2 separate regions of the Homo sapiens genome follow, and region 1 is linked to region 2. The links are chromatin loops, found by intact Hi-C in ENCODE. Cell type or tissue: Calu3. All regions are shown on one strand.

The links. A loop is a pair of places that touch in the nucleus more often than their neighbours do. Peaks named below come from ENCODE experiments on the same cell type or tissue, not always from the same donor. Only the 100,000 strongest peaks of a DNase experiment are listed, where the experiment ranks them.
Region 1: it touches region 2 in a loop (10-fold over the local background); 1 of 110 quality-filtered maps calls a loop at or near these places.

The regions. Positions count from the first base shown.
Region 1 is chr4:44,569,068-44,574,067 of GRCh38, reverse strand. No RefSeq gene overlaps it. Among named protein-coding and RNA genes, the nearest start is that of YIPF7, 80 kb to the left of the region's middle. In Calu3, no CTCF peak of the experiment used is centred here; no DNase peak of the experiment used is centred here.
Region 2 is chr4:44,626,657-44,631,656 of GRCh38, reverse strand. It overlaps YIPF7 (Yip1 domain family member 7), which reads left to right. Exons shown (of 6, transcript NM_182592.3): 4 at 2,109-2,254. Among named protein-coding and RNA genes, the nearest start is that of YIPF7, 22 kb to the left of the region's middle. In Calu3, no CTCF peak of the experiment used is centred here; a DNase peak (open chromatin) is centred at 2,196.

The DNA of each region.
Region 1 (5,000 bases), 58 kb after region 2:
CATAATATAAGCAAGCTATTTTATAACATTTTAAAAAAGAAATTATGTATTATATATTTCCATGTCAGTACAACTATATCAGTTTTGCACAATTGCTGTTCTTTGGGCCTCTGATGGTTCCATGGGCAGCTTAGCATTAGCAGAAGAAAAATAAATGGAATTAATTTGCTTGCATACATATTACAAACTTGAATTCTAAAATTGGTTGTGATTTTCATAGAAACCTTATTATGTTCTTAATAAAAATTAATGTTCTCAAGGTTTGTGCATATACTTAAGGGCTATGTTGATCACTTGTCTCAGTTTACATTAAATTAAGAGGTACAATTCCTAGCAAATTGTTTTCACAGTATTTGCATATTAATGTGTACATTTATTAAGTTTGCAAGGTTCGTCATTTCTGTTGTATTGCAATAGATGAATGGGTCAAAAGTGGTTCGCTGACCGGTAGAAGAAGTGACAAAAATAAAAACAACAAAACTACAACTCAGAATAGCATAATAATTCTAAGTCCACTAACCTAGTGTATTATTGTTTCACAGAAAACTTGGCTAGTCTCTTTATAACTGCAAGAGATGTACTTGAGCCGCCAGAAGTGGAAGACTCACAGGAATTGTTCAAAGGGTGCAGTATAAATGATTGAGGTTTTGGAAGTGCTTTAGTGCTGGTATTCCAAAGGTCTGTAAAGTGAACAGAAAGGTCATTGCATATGAGAAGAATGAATATTGGTAACACTGAGAATTGTGACAGGTATTTGGAGTGAGGAGGAATATTCTGAGGCAGATTCTGAAATTCAATTGCTTTGAATAATTTCTTCAGAACAATATTAAATAATACTAAGGGAAAAAATGTTTTATCCTAACTTTAATAGACATGCTTCTAGGTATTACCCTTAAACATGGTGCTAAGTGTTCACCTGAAATATGTCTTAAAAATCTTTTTAAGAAAATATTTTACTTCTATGTTTTAAAAAATCGGAAAAAAGTATTGAATTATTATCTATGCTTTCTTGGCATCTAGTTATAAGATAATGTTTTTTCTCTCTTGATCTTTTCATATTTATTAATATTTTAAAAAGTACTCTCTCAATACTACTTCCTATCTTTCTAGCTTTGTCCTTTTTCTTCCCCCAAAGCCACTACATCAAATATTTTTCTTTTTAGTCTTCTAAGTTGTTAATTCACTTTTATTATTCGAACTCTTCACTTATGCTTCCCTAGGTTTGTTCTCTTGTTTTTGATGAGATATAACTAAATTCCACATTATACCTAGGTTTCTGGGAGTAACAGAAGCACTTTTCTTTAAAAATGTCCTATTAATGCTTTTCCAAAAGAAAAAGTGATGATGCATACTAGCCATATTTAAATTTTAAAAAGTTTAATTAGTCTATAAAACTACTAGAAGAAAACTTTGGGGATGCTGCCTAGGACATTGATCTGGGCAAATAATTTTTTAGTAAGACCCGAAAAGCACAGGTAACAAAGACAAAAATAGAAAAATGGGATTACATCAAGCTAAGAAGCTGCTTCACAGAAAAGGAAACAATCAATGGAGTGAAGAGACAACCTGCAGAGTGGGAGAAAATACTTGAAAACTATTCATCTGAAAGAGATTAACAACAACCAGAGTATAAAAAAATCCATACAACTCAATAGCAAAAAAAAAAAAATCCAATTTAAAAATGGGAAGAATACCTGAATAGACATTTCTTAAAAGAAGACATACAAATGGCCAACAGGTATATGAATATATGTTCAACATCATTAGTCATCAGGGAAATGCAAATAAAACCACAATACAATATAATTTCACCCCAGTTAAAATGTCTTTTATAAAAAAGGCAGGGACTAATGGATGGTGGTGAGGATGTGGAGAAAAGGGAACCCTCACACAGTGTTGGTGGGAAAATAAATTATTACAGTCACTATGGAAAACTATGGGAGCTTTCTCAAAAAACTACAAATAGATGTACCATATGACCCAGCAATTCCACTACTGAGTATATATTCAAAAGGAAGGAAGTCAGTGTATCAAAGACAAGTCTGCACTCCCATGTTTATTGCAGCACCTTTCACAATAGTCAAAATATGGAATCAAACTAAGTACCCATCAGTGGATAAATGGATAAAGAAAATGTGGTATATATACACAGTATAATATTATTCAGCTATAAAAGGAATGAAATCCTGTCATTTGCAGCAGCATGGATGAAACTGGATGTCCCTATCTTAAATGAAATAAGCCAAGCACAGAAAAGCAAATGTCACATGCTCTCACTCACATGTGGGAGTTTATAAAGTGGATCTCATGAAACTACTGAATAGATCGTCAGTCACCAGAGGCCTGGAAAGGTAGAGGTGGGGATGAAGAGAGGTTGATTAATGGGTACAAATATGCAGTTTGATAGAAGAAATAAGACCTAGTATTTGATAGATCAGTAGGATGACTGTAGTTTACAATAATCTGTTATATATATTTTAAAATAGCTAGAAAAGAATAATTTGAATGTTTCTAACATTAAAAAGACAAAGTGATGGATATCCCAATTACATTGATTTGATCTTTACAAATTATATGAATGTATTAAATCATCATATGTACCTCCAAATAAATACATGAATAAATAAAATATCAAATGTGTCTCCCAAATATGTACAACTATTATATACCTATTTTTAAAATTTTTAAAAAATTAGTGATAATAATTTGAAAACATGAGATCACTCTATATTCAATGGAGGGAAATCACACACACACACACACACACACACACACACACACACACACACACGTTTTCCTCTTATTACATCAAGCAAGCATATAGTTAAACCTGGTCTTACGGATACATTTTTTGACTGATTAATGTTTTTTGAAGGTGTTTGATTATTTTCAGTTTCCTTATTAGCTTAAAAGAAGGCATTTTATATTATAGGAACATAAAAAAAAATTATCCATGGGTCTAGGGGTAGGAGTCTTTGTCTTACTTCTTTCCCAGTAATCCAAACTAGGTAAAAGTATTCCATGCTTTACTTTAACCAGAAAAATTCTATTTTTAAATTCTACAATCTCATGCTCACTTATACATTTAATGTTTACCTTTAAAAAATATTCATTCCCTTTGATTTATTAGTCAATGTTTAAAAGGCTGTATTTTTCCCATTAGTATAACGTTAGTCACAATCCATGTGTTTTGATGTTTAGTATTCTTCTTATAATTATTATCTAAATATTTAGAAATTGAGGTCTTATATTCCTCTTAGCCCCAATATTACTTGAAGAAAAGACATTTCTAAGTGGTTGCATTTTGGTTGTTAATATAGTTTCTTATTTGTAGATTAATTACACTGTCATCAGAGATGTACTTTGCATTTCACTTTAGGGAATTACTTGACATTTTCTTTATAGCCTAATGCAGGGTCAATGTTTGAAATTTTTATAAGCAGTTTTAAAAAGGATATTCTTTATGTAATATAAAATTTTCCTTTATAGAACTATTTGAACAATCATCTATTTAGATATCTATTGCCTCTTGAGTTATCTTTGCTTACTTGTTTTATCAAAGACTGAAAGACATGTCTTAAATTATCTTTCTAGTAGTATGTTTTTCTGCTTCTTTTATTTTCAGTAGGCTTCACTCATATATTTCAGCTGCAAAGTAATTTTTATCTACCTCAATTACTAGATTTTCCTCACTTTGGGATAAAAATAGAACTATTTCTACCACAAGCCCATGGGCACTTTCAGGAGAAACACTAAGCCTTACTTTATTTGTTCTTTAATCTTTAGTGGCATCATGTCTGGAAAACAATAGACAAGAAAAGTTTAAATACTTGGGAATGGCAATATTCTAGCAAATAATGTTATGTAGGGTGGACAACACTACCCTTAGAGTTTACACTCCGATAAGGAAATAAGGCACAAAGCACATTTGCCAAGTGATTAATTTTCTTCTTACATGAAGAACCAGTATTCAGGGTCCAAGTATCTTTCATTTATACCTTCTGTCTAGAACTCCTTTTTTTAAATGATGTGCACAAAAAGTCTTATTTCATGAAAGTAAGTATGTAGACTTATAGTAAACTTTATTTTAAGTAAACTCACAATAATATTTTCCAATTTTAAAAGAGTAAAATCTTCACCCTCTAAAATACAACGATGTCTTATTTGAGGAAATGCAACATCAGAATCTATCATTTATCCAGCCTACTTTTATCTAGAGTATAAATTATTCTTTTGGAAATTGTTCAAAACCATTGATATATTGCCACAATTTTACTCATTATTCAATATTTACCCACTATGTGCCAGAATCTGTTAAAAATTATGTATCTTGAGCATATTAAACAGAAGATACAGCAGAGCTCAGCTTAATATTAACTGCTATTTCCCTTTCCTTGGACTCTTACCAAGACTTTGGGAAAAGTCGTAATTTGTTTTTAGCAATATATCTGCACTGTTTAACTAACACATACCTAACTTATTTATGAGGTACAGCCAATACGTTAGGTTCTTGGCAATTAACCATAAAACTTTGTAACTGGATGAACATAACATACAATAAATAGTTTGGACTTGAAATCTAGCAAAAGCTTTTTTACACATCTTTTGCAAGGTATGGAAAAGATGGACACATCAATTAAGAGTGCTTCCGGCTGCATGGGACAGTAACAAGTGCACAGTGGCTTAACAAAATTGGTTTATTTTTTACACGTAACAAGCAGTGGGAAGTTTGTCTTTGAATTGTCTTCTTTATGATGCTGTTAATGTCCTGGATCCTTTTACCTTTCTGATGTGCCATCTTTAGTGAGAGTTTTTCTTCAAGTTGTCATTTAATCACAAAATGGCTGAGGCATTCTCAGCATACTGTCTGCTTTGCAAACAAACAAACAAAAGGCAAGAAAGCAGAAAGGACTGGCACCTGTATCAGAAAGAGCAAAGCTTTCCCGGAAAGTCTCAGCTTATATCTCATGGCCAAAATCAACTAGCGAGTGCACTTCTAG
Region 2 (5,000 bases):
GATGAAACAAGGAAGCAGAAATGTAAATTATTTGCTATTAATTTACATTCAATTTTTTTTCAAGCTTAAAATAACAGATGTCATTCTGGGCATGAAATGAGTAGAACTTTATTTTTTGGTTTAGACCAGTGTCTAGCTGACCCTCTGAAAGTTTCTGAGTTGTTAGAATAAGGGTCCTCTGTGTCATAGGGATTATTAGAAGTCCATGTTGTAGTCTGTGTACAGAAAAGTCAACTTTTCAAGGTATTTAGATGATACGTGCCTCTGTAAAATAAGTTGAGCTATACCCCTGTATCTGACCAAACAGGGTTACTAAAGCTTGGAAGGGTGGTTGAGTGCCACATATAAATACATTTAGGAAGACAGTCCTTCACATGGAAGAATTGGGCTCATTTAAAAACAAAATACAACCATTATGAGAGTAGATGAACATTGACCTGACCACAAATCTATGGTTAAACATGTGCTTTCTTGAGTCAGATTGTGCAGCATTGAAACCCAAGTTTTCTACTACTGCTTTGTGTCTTCAGACAAATTAATCTGTCAAAGCCTTATATATCTGATGCATAAAGTAGGGATAAAATAATAGTAACTGATTGATTGTGTATTTATAAGACCGATGTATGTAAATCTTGTGGAGTCCATAGCAAACACTCAGTAAATTTTAGCTTTCATTCTTCCTAGCCTCCACCTCACCCTTACTGATATTCTGAAATTATAGAAGGAGGATAACCAATTTGATTGCTGGTCCCTAAATAGTCAAGTCATACTCTTCTCTTTGAATATTCGCTTTCTCTACCCTAGATACATCTTAGTTCATCTCTACAGAAGCGGTGAGAAAAGAAACTGATCTGGTATCGATATTTATTTCTATGTTCAGGGGATGTCAAATGGCTAAGTATTTGCTTTATAGTAATAAGAGAAGCAGATTCTAGCAGAAGGACCTATGAGGCAGCAGTCAGAAGTATTTTAAAAATGGGAATTGGAGAAAAAAAATCAGAAGTTTCTAAATGGATTTGGACTCATGAACACTGAACCTCATTGATTTTGGATATTTTATTTGAATACTACCATGTATAAAAGAGAAAGGTTAACTCGTCTCAAGAATTTAATCTTTGAATGCATAGACTCAACTTCACAGTACATTGACCTTACAAAAATATGCATGCACATCATGATCACTTTTACTTACAGAAAGAGCCCTTTTCCCCTCTGTGTAGTTTCAAGCATTTAGCATAAAATTGCTCTTCTCATTAGGCATAGTGGAAGTAAAAACCCAGACTTGGACTAAGTCTCATTAGTTCATTATAGTACTGCTAATTGAAAAATTATGCCATGGCCAATATGACAGGATTTCAGAAGTGTCAGCAATTGAAAATACAGGAAAAGGGCCAGGTGTGGTGGCTAAGGTCTGTAATCCCAGCACTTTGGGAGGCCGAGGCAGGAGGCTCCCTGGAGCCCAGGAGCTCTAGACCAGCCTGGGCAACATAGTGAGACCTCGCCACTATGGAAGAAAAAAGATTAACCAGGTGTGGTGGTGCATGCCTATAGTCTCAGCTACTCAAGAGGCTGAGCCAGGAGGATTGCTTGAACCCAGGAGGCGGAGGAGCTGAGATCGTGCCACTGCACTCCAGCATGGGTGACAGAGGGAAACCCTGCCTCGAAAAAGAAATAAAAAAGAAACAGAAAATGCAGGAAAAGGAAATATCTAGATGGACAATAGGATGAAAGTTTTGATCTGTTAGCTACAATTTTATTTTTTACTGTATATTGCCAACTTCCCAATTTTCAATTAGATTTAAAGCTTGTATTTGCTGCATAAATCAGGGAATGTTTTCCTTGATGGAAATGTTTCTCTAATATATTTATTTTAAGTCATTCTTTGGAAGCCAAATTATTTTTTAGTTTGTTTTTTAAGATTATTATATGTTACATAGAACTTGAGTTTCTGTGTAATACAGAACATAGAACTTTAGAAGGTATGATAGAACAATCAGATTAAAATGCTAAGTAAATTAATCAGATATGTTAACCTTTAAAGAGTGTAACTTATTTTTATTTTTCTATATTTATGTTATCATATTATTTATCTTTTTTCCTTTTTACAGAACTTGGAATCCATTTTGATCACATATGGCAAAAAACTTTGACAGTGTTAAACCCAATGAAGCCAGTAGATGGCAGCATTATGAATGAAACGGACCTCACTGGACCCATTCTTTTTTGCGTAGCCCTGGGAGCCACCTTGCTTCTGGTAATGTGTCACAGGAAGCACCAGATTTTAATGCTTGTCCTTTCCAGTGCTGGCTTTGAAGCAATCTGTATAAATATAAGAGAAACTGTGTCACCTTACATAGTGAATTTTTTAAGTGAGAGAGAATAATTTAACCATAGTGACAAAAATATGCTACCATTATGCATTGCAACAGCTAAAAAGTATAAATTTAAATAGAATTTCAAAAATCAAGAAGCAGATCAAAGCAGGAGATCATTTATGTCTTTTTTGTTATTAAGAAAAGACTGTAAATCTGGAATAATGGAAGGAAAACATAGATTTGGGAGATATAAGGCCTACATTTTATTTTTTGTTATTTTGTGAGAGTTCTATTGTGACACTGAAGAAGTCACTTCTCTTTGGTCACCATCTTCTTTGCTGTGATATATCTCCAGACTATTTCTAACATCTTATGAGGTACGAGACAGATCTCCTTGTTTTGGGTTAGGCTACTATGAAAAATTAATTTGCAATGACAACCTATGTTTTGTTTACTCAACCTACATATTTCCTCTAAAATGTTAGTTTTCCACCTTTTATGAAGACATTTGTTCCCTGACTTCACTATATGTCTTATGTATGCTTTCATTCTTTATATCTGGAAGTAATGATATTAAGGGTCACTAGAAAAGTAAAGAAAAATGTACTTCCACCTAAGTAAAGTTTAAAAGACATTCTAGCTCATAGTTTAGGAAAATGTTTCATTAAGAAAAAAAGGCAGAAGAAAAAAATGAGAAAATGTCTCTGACTTTATACCAAGGAGGAGGTGGCAATACATTAAAAACAGAAAATGATAAAGATGGTTAAGTCAGTCTGAAAAGTATAGTTTCATTAAGACACAAAGAGATAAACCAGGCAGAGGAAATAATATGGGAAATTAAACATTATAGGAAAAGCTCTTACAATAACTATTTAGCCCTCTTCCCCATTTTCCTGCTCTTCATGTTCCATAATAATAATTTCTTCCAATGGATATACAATTTTCAAAAGTAGTTGTAAAATGCATTTGCAACTAAATAAAATTCTGCTTTTCAATTATTGTATATAATCAATCAAAATACTGATAGCAATCTAGTTTCTGTAGGCAATATGGCCAATAATGTCATATTCATCCAATACAATAGTATTTAGCGATAACATCTTATTTCTTGGTACTACAGCAAATGCAAATACTCTGTAAATCAAACACTATATCAACTAGAGTTTTAATTTAGTCTCTAACCTCCCTTCTTCTGTCTTTGTCACAGTAATTTGATAATCTTAGATTAACTGCTAAGTAAGGCCATGTCAATTAATCAAATAGTCAGAAACAATCAATTTAATATATTAACTCATCTTTCTTTACAAGTCATTTGTAATAAAGCAGCTGTTGGTTCTGTGGCAGAATATTACTGTTACTATCCCTTAAAGAACAGCATCAATTCCATTATGATCTCTCTTGGATGCATAATGTTAGTTGGAGTTATTTACATAACCCTTCTTATATTTTAAATACAAAGCAATAGAGGCAAAAAATTCTTAACTGGAAGCGAGAAAATTGGATCTACCCTAGCTTTGCCACTTGCTGTAATCTTTAACCCTTGGCTTCATATTTCTAGGCTTTCATTTCATTTTCTTCAAGGCAAAAGTTTATTTGAGTGGCTCTTCAGGTTCTATTTAATTCTAAAATTGTGGAGAATATGTGAAAATACGTATTTTCTGAATGTCTTTATGCAAACATTATCACTTGAAAGTTTACCATTAGATGTGATAACTTCCAAATTGATTCTGATATAAAGCAAAAAGGACTCCCCAAAAACTCCAATTGAATATTACTTGAAGTATGATTTAACTCAGAATTCATTTGATTATAGGTTAATTCTTTCCTGGATATGTAGAATTAAAATGTAAGAGTGATTTTACCGGCTGACACAGGAATTTTACTAGAGAAAGCAAAACTAAATCCAGAATCAATATCCAAATCTGCTTATTATCTCTGGAGACATAAGAGTCATAGTCACATACTCTTCCTCCTTTAAGATTTATGTTGACATAAGACACAATTCTTTCAGTAGGCTTTCTTCAGGCGAAAGGAGACAAACCAAAGAAAACAACTTCAAGCACTTAGCACAAATTTAGTTTTACTTATTCTTTTCCCCAAAATTATTTTCTTTTCCAACACCAAGAAGACAAATGGTTTAAAACTTTTGCTCCATGTAACTTTTCTGGTAGGGCCAAGAGTGTGGTCTGAAAAAGCAATATGCATGGCCAATATAAAAGTGCAATCAGAAGAACACTAAGTATTTTAAATCAAGATGTGGGGCCTGGTGCGGTGGCTCATGCCTGTAATCCCAGCACTTTGGGAGGCCGAGGCGGGCGGATCACGAGCTCAGGAGATCGAGACCATCCTGGCTAATACAGTGAAACCCCGTCTGTACTAAAAAAAAAAAATACAGAAAATTAGCCAGGTGTGGTGGCAGGCACCTGTAGTCCCAGCTACGCGGGAGGCTGAAGCAGGAGAATGGAATGAACCCAGGAGGTGGAGCTTGCAGTGAGCCGAGTTAGCACCACTGCCCTCCGGCCTGGGCGAAAGAGCGAGACTCCATCACAAAAAAAAAAAAAAAAAAAAAAAAAAAAAAGATGTGCTAATGAGGATGGAATAGGGAGGATCCTTAAAAATTTTGAGGTTAAAAAAATAGAACATTTATTTTCTATTTCAATTATAAGCCCTTGTTAGAATTTGAAA